2 separate regions of the Homo sapiens genome follow, and region 1 is linked to region 2. Evidence: chromatin loops called from intact Hi-C (ENCODE). Cell type or tissue: dorsolateral prefrontal cortex. All regions are shown on one strand.

Evidence for each region. Hi-C counts contacts between places; a loop is a spot of excess contacts. Peaks named below come from ENCODE experiments on the same cell type or tissue, not always from the same donor. Only the 100,000 strongest peaks of a DNase experiment are listed, where the experiment ranks them.
Region 1: it touches region 2 in a loop (3-fold over the local background); 7 of 110 quality-filtered maps call a loop at or near these places.

Annotation. Positions count from the first base shown.
Region 1 is chr16:72,192,450-72,200,449 of GRCh38, reverse strand. It overlaps a transcript of PMFBP1 not described here. Among named protein-coding and RNA genes, the nearest start is that of PMFBP1, 24 kb to the right of the region's middle. In dorsolateral prefrontal cortex, a CTCF peak has its summit at 4,703; a DNase peak (open chromatin) is centred at 2,239; H3K4me3 peaks cover 1,485 bases; H3K27ac peaks cover 2,757 bases.
Region 2 is chr16:72,121,559-72,129,558 of GRCh38, reverse strand. PMFBP1 (polyamine modulated factor 1 binding protein 1) reads left to right here. Exons shown (of 21, transcript NM_031293.3): 13 at 326-493; 14 at 765-902; 15 at 3,427-3,591; 16 at 4,154-4,321; 17 at 4,625-4,792; 18 at 5,910-6,013; 19 at 6,571-6,645. Among named protein-coding and RNA genes, the nearest start is that of DHX38, 32 kb to the right of the region's middle. RefSeq lists enhancers at 365-1,165, 3,502-4,003, 4,548-4,607, 4,618-4,727. In dorsolateral prefrontal cortex, CTCF peaks have their summits at 2,322, 2,626, 4,293 and 4,493 (motif pointing left); DNase peaks (open chromatin) are centred at 4,156 and 4,478; H3K4me3 peaks cover 488 bases; H3K27ac peaks cover 2,179 bases.

The sequences.
Region 1 (8,000 bases), 71 kb before region 2:
TAGATGTCCTCCCAGAACCTTCCAGGGCACTAATTGCCTAAACAGCTCTGGTAAGAAGATCAGCAAGTATTTTAGACTAGTAAGTGTGGAAATTCTGCTCTAGTATAAATCAAACCAATTTTGATTAGAAAATATAATCTGTTTCATGAACAGCTGGACAGTTTACTCTGCCAGTTAAAGGATAGTACTTCCCCCATCCTAGCCAGAGGGAGCTTGCGCTGGGTTGAAGTCCCTGATAGGAGTCAGAGGACTGGCTCTACCTGAGGTCACCCTGCTCCTCTGCTCTGTGGACAAGTGACAGTGGAGTGAGCCTGTTTGGCAAAGGCCCCTCAGAGGCTCCATCCCAGCAGGGCGGGCACAGAGCCTTGTGTGCTACCAACAGCTTGCCATGTAGTTTTCTCCCTCCAGATCCAAATGTCACACTCAAACTGCTGATATAAAATTCACTGCATCGCTTCCCTTCATTTCCTCTCGGGCTGCTTTTCACTCACAGGCTCCATGAAGATTTCCATAGTTACTAAGCTCTCTATGTAGAGTCAGCTCTGACAACCAGCAGCCCCATCCTAATTCCACGCTGCCATTCCCTCTCTTCTTGACTTCTCTCCATGTTTCCTATTCCAGTGCAGCATTAGAACAATGGCTTGGAACTAGCTGAGTAAGTGATTTGCAACTACATTCCCCCCTCTATCACTAGAGGGACCGACCTGCTAAAGGAAGTCACTGCAGAAACTACCTTTTTTTTTTCTGAAAAGCCCTTTCCAATAATCTCCCTACACTTTTTTTTTTTTTTTTTTTTGAGACGGAGTCTTGCTCTGTCTTCCAGGCTGGAGTGCAATGGCATGATCTCAGCTCCCTGCAACTTCCACCTCCCAGGTTCAAGCGATTCTCCTGCCTCAGCCTCCCGAGTAGCTGGGACTCCAGGAGTGCACCACCATGCCCAGCTAATTTTTGTATTTTTAGTAGAGACAGGGTTTCACCATGTTAGCCAGGCTGGTCTTGAACTCCTGACCTCAGGCCATCCGCCCACCTCGGCCTCCCAAAGTACTGGGATTACAGGCATGAGCCACCGCACCCAGCCACATTTTTAATGTTCCTTTTGCATGACGTTCAACATAGACTTTCTGAGGACTGGGCTCTGCATTGTCTTCACTTTAGCTCTTCAAGCAGGTCTTCTTAAAAGTGACATTCATAAAGCGGGGAGGTCACTGAAAGGCTAGGGCCATGCAAAGGCTGTCAGCCACGGAAGATGCTCCCCCTGCCTCAGAACACAGGCGGACTGCTGACAACACCTGAACCGACAGGGGAGAGGTGACCTTGGGTTGGAAACAAAGGGCTAAGCCCGGGAAGCATGCGTCCTAGTTCCCTGCAACAGCACAGCCACTCACCCTAGGCAGCGCAAGAGCACAGAAAACAAAGCCTCATTTGGCATCTCTGATATCATCTTTGGAAGTGAATAAGACAAATCACTTAAAAGGGGCAGGGGAGATCGATGACGCTGCTAACTTGAGACTGTCCATATGAGAGGTTCTGATTTATCAGCCTTCATAGAAGCTGATAAGCTCTTGAAATGAGTGTTCTGTGATCGGCGGCCGTACCTCCTGGTAGTCTGTGTTGCTCTCCTGGTTGGGGTGGGTGGGGGTGGGGGGATGTGACTGTGACAGGGACTGAAAATACACACTGTGATTCCATCATTCACCGATCCACGGGTTTGCCTTATTATGATGGGGCTGTTACTTGTGTCAACCCCAGGTATAGCCCAAAGCTGGTGGGAATTATATTTCAGCACAGGTTTGGGGTGGGGGAGAAAAAACTACTACTGAAAGTGGAGGCCGGTCATTTTTTAATTGGTATTACTATGAAAGCTATGTTCCTTGCATTAGCAGACAGAGCCAGAGAAACCGTGCAGCCATTCGGAAAGGAGGAGGGCAGCTCTCCCCAGGGCAGGGGGATGTGCGGGATCCAGCAGGGAGAGGGAAGCTATTATTAAAAATAAGAATAAAAAAATAGAACTGTAAAGCGGGTGAGTAGCCCTTCTGAATATTGGTGCTGAACAGTGTCTGAGCACTGGCTGGGGCTGCCTGAGTAAGATTAAAATCTGCAGGGAAATTTTGTTCCTTAGCACTGGCAGAAATTAGGAATAAATTCAATTGCATTCTGCACAATAGCTGGAAGCGATTGAGGTTAAGTGGCCTCACTCTATGATGTGTTAGTATTACTGAGCACTCTCTGCTCACGTGACTTGGTGCGATCTGCTCTTGGAACACGTCGCCATGGCAACTGATGATTTCTATTACAGTACATTCAAGTTCACATTCTAGGCCTGTCATACGCTTGGAAATTTCCAGTTAAAATATTTATTTATGAAAAAGGCAAAAAGAAAAGAAAAGCCACCCCCAGACTCTTTCAGGGATAGAAAACAAAAAGGTGCCCCCAACGAAGAATGATTCATCTGCCAACAAGAAGGGAATGCTGGGTTTTCACTCAGCTGTTGCCACTAAACAAAAAATGTCCCATGGGGTGGCCAACTTTGTCAGGGAGGGGACAAGTTGGAATCTTAGCTGCTGTGGTTTGGTGTGCAGATGTGATGTTGCACTGGATGCAGAGTGACAGAAGTGGCCCTAAAAACCTGCAGATCAGAGTCTCCATTTGACCCTCTGAGGCACACTGCTGCAATTTCAGCTTCTCGCTAAGGTTCTGCACTTTATCTTAGTCAATCCTCAGCAGGGAAAGAGCTGCACTCTCTCCTCAGCCACAAAGAAGGGGTGGAGGGAGCTCTCACTGGGTGGGTCAATATTCTGGGGTCCCTGGGGATTCCAAGGCTGACCCCAGTGGAGGAGGAGGGCAGCCGGGGACATAACGTGGCAGACTGCTCTCTCGAGGAAGCCATAACCTTGTCCATGACAGAGTTCCATGTGGCTTTCTCTGTACTCCTCCCAGACACTGCCCATGGAGCCCCGGGTACCCCCAGCCCTTTTAGGAAGACTGCTATTTAAGTGTGTATATGCCTGCTGGCTTCTCCCTGGAGAAAGACAGCCAAAGGTTAAACTAAACCTTTCCTGAGAAAGAAAGCATTATTTCTTGACCATGCATGATGCAGGGTTGCTAACAAGGCCTCCTGGCTTCTCATGCTTTTTTACCTTAGTCAAGCACATTAAATATGTTAATAAAAGATTCCCCAGTGCTTTCTCTATCAGAAGCTTCCAGGTGGCTGCAATGACCATAGGTGCCCAATTACCTGGTGAGGGCATCCCATGACTCACAGATGGTTTTTTCCCTAGCTATTAAAATCTCCATGATCTTCTTTTGCATTGTGGCTTCTGCTGAGTCTGATTGGACTCACACTCTGGTTCGTAGCTGGAACCCACTTTGTACAAAGGGGCAGTGTTTCCTGGACTTGCTTGATCATTAGAGTCACTGGGCTGCTTGTTTAAAATGCATGTTCCCAAGGGGACCTCAGACCTACTGAGTCAGAGTCTCCAGGGCAGAGACCTGAGAATCTGTATGCTTATAATCAAGCAAATGTAAGTCACACTGCACTTGGATTGTAGAGCCTATCAGCAATATTAGGGCTATCTTTCAAAAATTATCTTGCTGACATACTCCTAATGTCTCTCTATAAGGCATTGGGCCAGGAGTCTTCTGGGAAATTCCTAAACATTATTGGTGCAGAATGGCACGAGAGATTGGACAATATTAAAGAGTGGATTGATGGTTGTGGTCCTGGAGATTCCCCAGTGGAGGCACGGATGAATTCAGTCCCATTAATATGAATGTATTCTCTATGCAACCAAATAGTCATCCCATGTGTAAGAAAATAACTTCTTCAACTCAGATTAACCAATGTGCTTACCCAGCTGCTCCACAACAGGAGTGCCGTGCATGTAGAACAGATACCACTCTTTGGAGTGTGAGTGAAATGGTAGGGTTAGATTTTTAGTCCCACTCAGCAGCTTTGCCTATGAGGATTTACAAGACAGGTGTTATGTTTACTGATTGCTAACTGCACATGTCAGAGGTTGGGGGAGGCAGCGTCAAAGATGGCAGTGTTAAAGAAAAAAACCTGGCCAGAGAAGTGCCAGTTCTGTACCACAGAGAAGACACCAAGCACAGAAGAAGCCCCCGTACCCTGTACTCCATTTGTCTAACACAAATGAGTGTTGCCCAGACACCCAACTCTTTGAAGGAATCCTAGATAAAGACTTTGGTGTTGGTACCATTCGTATTGATCTTTCTCCCGTATCTGGGAGCAGGAGGAGGGGTTGCTTAACTTTCAGTTGTTCTGTGGATCCAAAAGAGCATTCATGTAAGGTGGACTCAGGGGCACCTGCAGAAATTAGAGCAACCAGGGTTAGTTTCTGAATCAGTTCAAGAGTTTTTGAAAGCTCCTTCTCTCTCTCTGTCTGTCTCTCTCTCTCTTTCACACACACACACACACACACACACACACACACACACACACACACACACATTCTGTAAGCTCTGAGAGAGAGAGAGAGATTTAACACACTTACAGTCTTTACTAGAGTCCAGAATCATGAATACAAAAATGACTTTTTCAGATTCTGGAGTGGATTGCAGACCTGCAGGCCCTACTCAGCCAAGGAAAGGCAGGACCCCCAGCCCAGGACGGCCCTGGCCAAGCCTAGCTCAGGCCGCAGCCTTTGTGTGGGACAGCAGCATCACCTAGTGCTGCTGAGGTTTAAGTACAAGCTTTTCCCTGAGAACGCTCCAATGTGATCAAACTGTATAACAAGATCAATTATCCACATTAATGAAAGAGAGTAGTAGTATTTACAGCAATCCCAAACTGGAGATAACGTCCAGGTCTGTTTTTCACTTAGCTTGGAATGTATTCAGTGACTATGTAGCATTTGAGTTCTCCATAAAGTAACATAAAAGAGTGTATGGCTGAGCTCATGCAGGCAGGATGGATGGGGGAGGCAGGAGGGGTTAGCAAGGTTAAAGCGGGGCTGGGTTCTTGTGTCAGTTCAGGTCCTTCAAGAAGCAGATGCTGAGATGGTGTTAGAAGTGCAAGAGATTCAGTGAAAGATAAAGGGAGAGGGAGCAGAAGCGGGCAGGGAGAGCCGTCAGACTTCAGTGTAGGTCTGACATCTGTGAAAAGGAGAGGGGGAAGGAAGGAAGATGAGGTAGGAGGAGCCTCAGACTGCAGTGCGGCTCAGAGAACAGCTTGACCAGCCCAACAGGACAATCTGGTGCAAAGATGACCTATTGAGGAGTCCTGCACTGGCCAGAAAACGTGGGCCCTGGTGCCATCGCTGCACCCAGTCATTGGCCGGAAGCTGCCCTGGAGACATTGACAGCTGGAGGCTGTCCGCAAAGTGCACTCCCTGGGGCAAGTTCTCTGTCAAGGGAGACCCGAACAGCAAGCCTCCATGGCTGCTGCAGATTGAAGGGAAGTTGTCTCAAATCACATATTTACCTGCAGATCCCCAGGTCCACAAACTGTCAGAAACAGAATGAAGGAACACTATGGATTGATGCATCTAAATTGATGAGTGTAAAATCTAGCACTTGTTCTCATACCATTAACTAGTGTAAGCCAGAAAGAGGAACTCCTGAGCAGCCTTTATTAAGCATGGATTTTTAAACAGCAAGTGGCCTGCCTTCTGAGGTGTGTTCTCTGCCCAGGAAACCAAGTTCAGTGTCAACAACCTAGAACACCAACAGTGCCTTAGCTTCTTTGTCAAGGATGGATTTGGGTCTGAAAATATCTATATCCTGCCCAAAGCATGAACAGTGACCTCACATCTCTACCGATTCTCTCACTCCCATGAATGGTCTTTAATACTATTGACCACGAGATACCACTGCCCAGATGATATGACCTGATCTCTGTATTTAAAAACATTAAGGAACTTGCTCAAGCTCAAAGATTTTCAGAAATCCAATTTGGGTGAATTAAGAAACACAGATAGCACTACAGGCAAGGGCACAAAGTTTTCAAATCACAGTTAAGCCACAAAGGCCCAGGATGCCTTGAATAAAAAATGCAACGAATCGCTTGACAAAGAATCTTGAAAAGATCTAAGGATGGAAGAAAGCCCACTGCAGAAATAGAGAAAGGATGAGGAAGAGCCAAAAAAAAAGAATGTGCAACTCTTTCTAAGGCTCATGGAGGAAAGATAAGAGCAGCTGCAGAGAAAGCAGAATGAGTTTTTAAACTGGTCTTTAAAAAAGAAAAATAAAGAAAGGGAGCATAGATAATTAGGAAGTAATGAAGACTTTTAAATATAGATGTTGAAATAAACCGGGTAAGGGAATACTTGAAAACATGGTACAATATGTAAATCAGCAGGTCCAGAAATGCACATTCCCCAACCTTAAGAGAATTAGATAATGAACTCGCTGAACTACTGACCATTATTTTCAAAGGCTCCAAGAGATCAGGGGACTATAAAATGAAAATATTTGACCAGTCTTTTACCAAATTAAAAAAAAAAAAAAAAGCAGCCTTGATAATTACCATACCTGCCACTATAGACTCTTCCACCTCATGGGGAGGTTGTAATGACAAATGGAACTAGAAATATTAACCCGCCCTGTGGAAAACTTGGGGAGGTGTGGTTAGCTAGCGGTGGTATGTGTGCGCCATGCTGATGGACTGGAGCCGGGCACATATGATTGGGGTAATACAGATGTTTGAATTTTTGTTCAATAGAATGCATTTGGGGGTTGTGTAATTGTATTTCTTTTTTTTTTTTTTTCCTCACTGATATAAAGTCAGTTTGCATCCCCAGAGAGCACTGCAAGGGAGAAAAGTTCTTCATAGTAGGTATCAATGATTTTAAATTTTCCATCCACAGATGGATAATGGACTATAGGTCACATAAAAAATCTCCAAGCTTTCTCTTTAATAAATAGACTAGTACAAGCTATTTTTCATTTTCAAAAAATAATATATTACTCTTCTAGAAAGACAAAAAATACAGATAAGCAATAATGATAATCACCTAAAATCTTGTCCCTGTTTATACAATTTGGTGTTTTTGCCTCCACAATTTTTTTCATACATATAAATTTATTTATTTATTTATTTTTAGAGACAGAATCTCACTGTGTCACTCAGGCTGGAGTGCAGTGGCACCATCATGGTTCACTTTAGCCTCAAACTCATGGGCTCAAGCAATCCTCCCACCTCAGCTTCTTGAGCAGGTAGGACTACAGGTGTGCACCACTACACCAGGTAATTTTTATTTTATTTTATTGTAGAGACAGAATCTCACTCTGTTGCCCAGGCTGGTCTCGAGCTCCTGGCCTCAAGTGATCCTCTCACCACAGCCTCCCATAGTGCTGGGATTACAGGCGCGACCTACCATGCCTGGCCAGAAGTTATTTTTATAAAAATTAGAGGGTCCTCCATATAGGGTGGTCCATGTAACTGTTGTTATTATATAATTGTTATGTATTATATAGCTGCTTTTTTCCCACTCAATATAACGTGCACATTCTTTCATCATTTTAAATCACTGCATATTTAACCAATAACTTTTGGACATTTAGATTATGTCTTCTTTTTTTTTTTTTTTTGAGACAGAGACTCCCTCTGTCACCCAGGCTGGAGTGCAGTGGCAGGATCTCGGCTCACTGCGACTTTCGCCTCCCGAGTTCAAGCGATTCCGCTGCCTCAGCCTCCTGAGCAGCTGGGACTACAGGCATGTGCCACCACACCTGGCTAATTTTTTGTATTTTAGTAGAGACGGGGTTTCACCATATTGGCCAGGATGGTCTTGATCTCCTGACGTGGGATGGTCTTGATCTCCTGATCTGCCTGCCTCGGCCTCCCAAAGTGCTGAGATTACAGGTGCAAGCCACCACACCCGGCCCTGCAGTTAACATCCTTAAAAAAACATCTTTGCATACTTATTCTATTCTTCCCTTAGAATAAAATCCTGTAAGGGGTAATGCTTGGCCCATTGTATTTTTTTAAGGACTTTAATTCCATCCATATTGCTAAATTACTTTCAAGAAAAAAAGGCAAT
Region 2 (8,000 bases):
TCTAAGATTTTTTAAACTTCATTCAAAAAGGTTTTTGATAAAGATTTGGAATCTTCCTAATCTTTGGGAAGAATTGGTAAGAAAGTGGGAGAGAAAGCTGGTGCTTAGGAATTAGATCAATAAATAAAATAAATTGGTATATCTGACTGAACAAAGAAAAAATGTTACAGGCGTTGGAGGAAACCTTTTATTTTACATATGCTATATAACTAAGGAATTGTCTTCTTCTTCATCTCAGCCATGCCCTGTGTGCAATTGTCTGTATTTTTCCCCCAAATATAATATAGTCTAAGACAGTCTTTCAGCTCAGTCTTTATTTTTTCAGCACAGGGAGCAAGGCTCCATCAAATGCAAGTTAGAAGAAGATCTTCAGGAGGCCACAAAGCTTCTGGAGGACAAACGGGAGCAGTTGAAGAAGAGCAAAGAGCATGAGAAGCTGATGGAGGGAGAACTTGAAGCTTTGCGGCAGGAATTTAAAAAGAAAGACAAGACGGTGAGTGGGAGAATCCCAGGAGAGCTGGGTCAGGAATCCAGAGCGGGACATGACCCCACCTGGGCCTCCAGGGATGCGGAGGCCCTGGATGCTCAGAGCTTAGGAAAGACGGGAGGGACAGTGGGAAAGGCCAGCGAGGAGGGGAGCGAGAATGCCTGAGCTCCCGCAGGGTGGAGATAGAGCTGGGTGAGAGGGAGGGTGGAGTGGGGCTTTTATAGTTATCTGAGATTAACACCTCTTTGCTGTGCTTTGTTCTTTAATGAGGGAACAGTTGAAAGAGAATTCCAGAAAGTTGGAGGAAGAAAATGAGAATCTCCGAGCAGAGCTACAGTGTTGTTCTACACAACTGGAATCCTCTCTCAACAAATACAACACCAGCCAGCAAGTCATCCAAGACTTGAATAAAGAGGTGAGTAGACAGGAACCCCAAGGGAGTGAGGAATTTGAACCCTGTGACCCTTGACCTGAAATCTGTACCCACCTCTCCTCCACACAGAAATGCAGCTAACTGCTCAGCCAACTGCGGATCCTGGGCCACCTACAGCTCTACTTCCCTCCCCATTGGCACCTGGTTGCTGAGCCAGAGAAATGTTTCTTCCATATGTGGAAGGTCTCATCTCATATCTGGTGGAGCCCCAAGCTATTTGGGCTTTGGCATCAAGTCTTCCAATGTTACATTTTAGACCAGAGTTGAGTGAATCCATTTTGGGGGGCAATTTGCTAGGGAACACTTCCAAAACTTGTCACAAAGCACAAAAAGGAGATGAAAGGGGGGACAGTTATTTTTCATTACACAAGTAAAAATGACAGAAAGGAGTAAATAGCATCTGACATATGCTAAGCACTGTGCTTGAATTCAGTCGTCATTTATTTGTCGTCCACTTAAGCTCTTTACATGGCTTCCATCTGCTTTACTGCCAAAAAGAAAGACATGATAGAGGAAAGAAAGATGGAGGGCCAAAGTCACTGACCAGCAAGTGATGGAATCAACCACTATTTGAACCTGAATTATCCAGCTCTAACACCTGTTCCCTTTCTCCCTCATCATAAGCAGCCATACTTTCTCCAGCTAAATCCATTCCATCTTTCTGGGCAAGAGAAAAATATAACACCTTGGTAGTTGGTCTCTTGGGCTACAAATGAAAGGCCAAGCAGCCCTTATTCCCTCATAATATAAAAATAAATCTTAAAGTAGTATGACTTTTCTAAGTATAAAAATAGCACTGCCCAGTAGAACTTGCTGCCTTTCTGTGATGATGGAAAAGTTGTATGTCTGAGCTGATGGAATGAATGTGAGAGAAAGTGAGGAATCAATGATGACTTCATGAAATTCACCTATAAAACCATCTAGACCTAATACCATTGACAGCAGAGAGAGTAGGTCTTTTATTAGAACTTTTACTAGAACTTCTTGGTTCTATAATTTACATACTTCTATATGTAGATTTTTAGAATCTTTCTCCAAGCTAAACCACTCATGTTAGCAAAAATTTTTAAAGCTTCCATTTTAGCTTCTAGCTTCACTGTAATTTTTTTTCACCATCCTCAGTTTTAGTGTCTTACCTCTATACTGACATTTCTCAGTTCAGCCATCATTTATCAAGCATTGACAGTGAATTATAGTTTCTCCAGTGATTCCTCTGGTTTACTGGGCAGACCCTGCTGACTCCATGTTTTTCAGAAGTCCCCAGAAAAGATGCACTTCTGTTTTCAGAAGACCAAATTATTTCATCTTTAGGAATAGTTTCACCACCAGGGCATGTAAAATATGGTGTCAGAAGTCCAATTTACCACTTTTCATCTCACTAATTCCCAGGGCCAGAGGTACTCAAAATTGTATCTGAAAAAGTAATAAACTTGAAGCACTGATCAGTTACTGGAGATAAAACAAGAAAACCCAAAAGAATGTGTTTCTGTGTGCATGGCCACTTTCAGATGCAGGTGTGCTAGAATACCAAAGAATACAAGTCAGGCATATGAATTTCTGAGGTCTCCCTCTGGCTTCCAGACTCAGAAGCAGATCTCTGTCCTGTACTTAAAGTATATAAGAAGGCTAGTTTCTGTGTGTGTCTGTGACAGTAACTCATAGTCGTATAGTAAAACAAAGCCCTTTTTACACATATCACCTCATTTGATCATCATAAAAACTCCACGAAACAGTTAAAATGATTTCAATTTGTGGAAGCAGAAACTGAGGCTAGAGAAATAAGTAAATGATAGAACCTGGACCTCAACCCAGATTTTTCTGACTCCAGATCCCAACTTCCTTTTAACTATACCATGAATACTCATTACGATGTTGAAAACAGACTTCAGTTTTTAAACACACTTCTACCAGAACTACATGTTCCCTAACATGTTGATCAATTGATCCCTAACTCCAAAAATGCAATATTTCACGTGACAGAACAAAGACCATTTTTGAGCATTTCCTGAAACTCTGTCATGTGCCATGCCCTGAGTTACAGCAATGGGGAAACAGCAGGAAACAAAACACAGGCACAGTCCTGCTTTCTGGCACATCAAGTCTAGTGAATTACATCAGGAACTAAGTGAGGCATAAAACACAAAGGACATGTTGTTATCATGTCCACTAACCTCAAATCGGATTCCAGGTCTTTATCAAAGGCTGCAGAGTATGTGAAAGGGACTTTTTTGTGTACTTGGCATATCATGCCCCAGCACCGCTGGTACTCCTGCTGTTTGAGGGAAATGCTAACTAGAAAGAGAGATGTGGCTGAGGGGTGCAAAAGAGCCTGGAAAGACAGCTCTACCTTTTACAGTGGTGAAGTGAAGATGTGAGTGTTAACACGGACTCTGCAGGTTGCTGCAGACAGGAGAGAGCTTGGCTCTTGTTCATTTCCTATAGGCACAGAGAATGCCTCTATGACCCTGACCTGGCACCCTGACAGTTCTGCTCTCCCTCCTTAAAGATAGCCCTTCAGAAGGAGTCCTTAATGAGCCTGCAGGCCCAGCTGGACAAAGCTCTGCAGAAGGAGAAGCACTATCTCCAGACTACCATCACCAAAGAAGCCTATGATGCATTATCCCGGAAGTCAGCCGCCTGCCAGGATGACCTGACACAAGCCCTCGAGAAGGTGAGGCCACACCCTCTAGTCTCCAGGGCTGTTTTCAGGCAAGGAAACGTCAAGGTAGCGGGAGAAGCACAGGAGCCAATTTCCTGCCTATTGACTGTCAATGGGGCCATCTCAAACCCTTGTGTGGGCTGGGATGTCTGTGCAGAGAAGGCCTGCTTCCTCTTTGTGAGGCTTGGAGTTGGGTGGAGGGCGGAGGAAGAGGACAAAGATCAAAACCAAATCTAGCAAGCCTTTCTGCCCATGGGTGACTCGGGGGCAAGGTTTTCCCAAAGTCTGGATTGTCAGGGAAATTCATGCCCCATCCTGTGCTGATCATGGCTGGCCCATCAATTCATGGGATTGGAAAGAGAAGAAATGGAGGGAGTGGGTAGGAAGGAGAAAGCAGGGTGCAGAAAACCAACCACTGTCATTTCCCACCCCTCTCTGGGAGACTAGGCAAGGTGACCGTCCGTGTCACCCTGGGCAGAGGACAGGAAGGGACTGGAACCCTCCTCCATTCAGGACTCAGCAGAGAGGGTCAAAGTCTCTGACAGCCATTCGTCCTCTTTGTCTTTTCCGGAAGCTCAATCACGTGACCTCAGAGACAAAGAGCCTGCAGCAAAGCTTGACACAGACCCAAGAGAAGAAAGCTCAGCTGGAAGAGGAAATCATTGCTTATGAGGAAAGGATGAAAAAGCTCAATACGGAATTAAGAAAACTGCGGGGCTTCCACCAGGAGAGTGAGCTGGAGGTGAGGAGCTGCCAGGGGCTTGGGCTGCCTTCCTGGTAGGGGTCCACAAGGTCACCTCTTGCATCCAGAATTATTTAGCACTAAGTCATTCCCTTGGGCTGCTAGGTTCCCTCCACTTTCTTGGCTCCCTGAACTTCAGACAGAGGCAGCAAAGATCGGAGCATGGGTGCCCTCTGCTGGCCACTGAGAAGAAAATACCCCCAACACGTATCCCAAGGCCCAGGAAGCACCCTCTGGCCTTGTGGGTCCTGCGGTCAGGGAGGCCAGCTGGAGTCCCCCTCCTCACTTTGCTCTCCTGAGTAGGTGCACGCCTTTGACAAGAAGCTAGAGGAGATGAGCTGCCAGGTGCTGCAGTGGCAGAAGCAACACCAGAATGACCTCAAGATGCTGGCAGCCAAAGAGGAGCAGCTCAGGGAGTTCCAGGAGGAGATGGCCGCCTTAAAAGAGAACCTCCTTGAGGACGATAAGGAGGTGGGCATGCCTTGGCTTCTGCGTGCCTCCTCTCAGTGCCTCCAGGCACATCCTATGACCACCCAAATGCCAGACAGCCCTTGGTGGGGGTGGGAGAGCCTGGGAGCAAAGGAAAGGTCACCCCCTCCATTTAGCACAAAGCAAGAGCCACAGCTGCTGGTTCAACCCACCTGTGTTCTTGTGGCTTTGTTGATAGATACTGAGCAGAGCGAAGGCCCCATTCTAGAGAAGAGACTGTCAGGTACACCAGCTACCCCTGACCTAGTCCACTGGGTCCCCTTCCAGAGTACATCCTGACACTTTTGGCAGCCCTGGACCCTACAGTAGAATGGACTAAGTGACCTTCTGGGCTTGTCCCAGGCCCACCTCCCTGAGCAGTGAAGTTCATGGCAGGAGGCCGCAGGACAGCTCAGGTGGCCACTGGGCCTTTGCTCGAATTACAAAGAAGGCATCTTAGGCCGGGCACAGTGGCTCATGCCTGCAGTCCCTACACTTTGGGAGGCCAAGGCAGGAGGACTGCTTGAGTCCAGGAGTTTGAGACCAGCCTGGGCAACATAGCAAGACCTCATCTCTACAATAAGTTTAAATGTTAGCTGAGCATGGTGGCCTATGCTTGTGGTCCCAGCTACTCGGCAGGCTAAGTGGGAGGATAGCTTGAGCCGGGGGGGAGGTTAAGCTGCCATGAGCCGTGATCATGCCACTGCACTCCAGCCTGAATGACAGAGCAAGAGTGTCAAAAAAAAGAAGAGAGAAAAAGAAGGCATCTCTTCCTCTTCCTCCAGATGTTTTTCTTCCATCTGTTGGAAAATTGGCTTAGCATACTTCTTTTTTAGGAGTCACTTTAATGCCTTCACACTGAAAACCGTGATTATAAGTGTACAAATCTACGTGTCTCTGCCATAAATGGTGCCTTCTCAGAGATGTCACCTTTGTGTGAGATGCCACCCGCACAAGCCAGAGGGGGAGGTCTGGTGGCAACTCCACAACTCTGGCCTCGGGTTGGACAGCAGAGTCAAGTTTTCTTTTCCCAGGGAGATAGAAGAGGCCTGACTCGGAAGGAGGGCTGACAGGCCTGTGCTCCCACCTCTGACTGTCTCGTTTTCTTCTTGTACCCAAGCCCTGCTGCCTGCCCCAGTGGTCTGTGCCCAAAGACACCTGTAGGCTCTACCGAGGGAATGATCAGATTATGACCAACTTGGAGCAATGGGCAAAACAGCAGAAGTGAGTATGGGAGGAAAAAGGGAGGCAGGGTCCGAGGCCTGGACTGAGCCGAGGAGCCACATGCGTGCCAAAGATTAGTCACACACACCCCTGCACTCCTGGAAAACAGATCCAGTCTCAGCCCACACCCAAGGGATGGAAATAAGATGGAGAGGAGGGCTCAACCCTTCAGGCAGGCCTGGAAAGCCCTCTGCTGAGCTGGAAACAGCGATGGCAGGAAGGAAGGGGTGCTTTGCTCGGCAGCAAGAAGGAAGGGGGACATTGGCTCAGATATCCTCCTCCCATCCCAGGATCCAGCTTCACTGCCTGGCCCCCTTGAACTCATTCCCTTGAACTCACCTGGGGCTCACAGGATTTTGCATAGGAGTTGAGTTCAGAGAGTCCTCTGAATCCCCAGGTGCTAGGAAGGCCTTAGCTCTGCGGACGGGGTGATGCGTGGGGGACGTGGGATGCAGCAGCAGTCTTGCTGAGAACCCAGCATCCCATTCAGCCAGCTGCACCCTTGCTCGCGGGAGGCTGGCGACTGGCTGCTGTTTTCTCCTGTGATTTTATTACAGGGTCGCCAATGAGAAACTAGGAAACCAGCTCCGAGAGCAGGTGAAATACATTGCCAAGCTGAGTGGCGAAAAGGAGTAAGTCATCTTAAACCACCCTGGCTGCTTCCTGGGAGCTGACAAGAAGGGTCAGCAGGGAGCCAGGGCTGGCTTTAGCCCTTGATAGGGGGATCAGCCCAGGAAAGGCCTGGTGCTTTGGAAAGACCCCCAGGTCTCGAATCTGCATCTATGTGACCTTGGGTATATCACTTGACCTCTCAGGGCCTTAGTTCTCTCACCAAAAATCCAAAGGGAGTTTAGTAGTCTTTTTGCTCCTTCCTGCTCTCATGGTTCTCAGAGGTCAAGGGTGCTAAGCAGGGAACAGGCACTGAAAGGCAGACTGGATTATTTAGGGCAGGGGCTGAGATGCTCTAACAGATCCCAAGTGAAGGAACAAACAAGGAACATCTCTTCATGAAATCATCAGGTGAGCAGGCCAGGTTGGAGGAGCCCTTCTGTTCCACCTGCTCATCTGGGGGCCTGTGGTCTTGCTTCCCCTCATGGTCAAAGCTGGGTCCACTAAGAGGGAGGTATGCGAGGAGTGTTACCAGTTTGAGAATGGAGGTGAAGGTATGAAGGCCTAAAACTGAGATTTTGGAGGTGGCAAAGTAACAAGTAACAACAAGCCTTAGGACAGCGCTTCCCAACCTTTTCTTAGGGAACACTTAGAAAACAACCATGCCTTACGTAACACCATGGATACTATGCAGCTATCAAAAAGAATGAGATCATTTCTTTGTGGGAATATGGATGGAGCTAGAGGCTATTATCCTTAGCAAACTGACACAGGAATAGAAAACCAAGTACCACATGTTCTCACTTGTAAGTGGGAGCTAAATGATGAGAACTTAGGAACACAAAGAAGGAAACAACAGACAATGGGGTCTGTCAGAGGGTGGAGGGTGGGAGGAGGGAGAGGAGCAAACAAGATAACTATTGGGTACTGGGCTTAATTCCTGGGTGATGAAATAAAATGTACAACAAAATCCTGTGACATGAGTTTACCGATGTAACATGTACCCCTGAATCTAAACTAAAAGTGAAAATAAAATAAAAGTGAAAAAGAAAATGACCACAGTTTAGGATCACTTGAGCCCAGGAGTTTAAGACTAGCCTGGACGACAGCAAGGCCCTGTCTGTATAAAAAATTTAAAAATGAGCCTAACCAGGCATGGTGGTGCACACGTACAGTCCCAGCTAATTGGGAGGCTGGGGTGGGAGGATTGCTTGAGCCCAAGAGGTTGAGGCTACAGTGACCTATGTTCACACCACTGCACTCTGGCCTGGGTGACAGAATGAGACCCTGTCTCTAAAAAACGATGAAAGTAACCACATTTGTTTGGCATACTTGTGACAAAGCTGACCAAGCAGTGGCTGCCTCAGAGCCTGCCCCC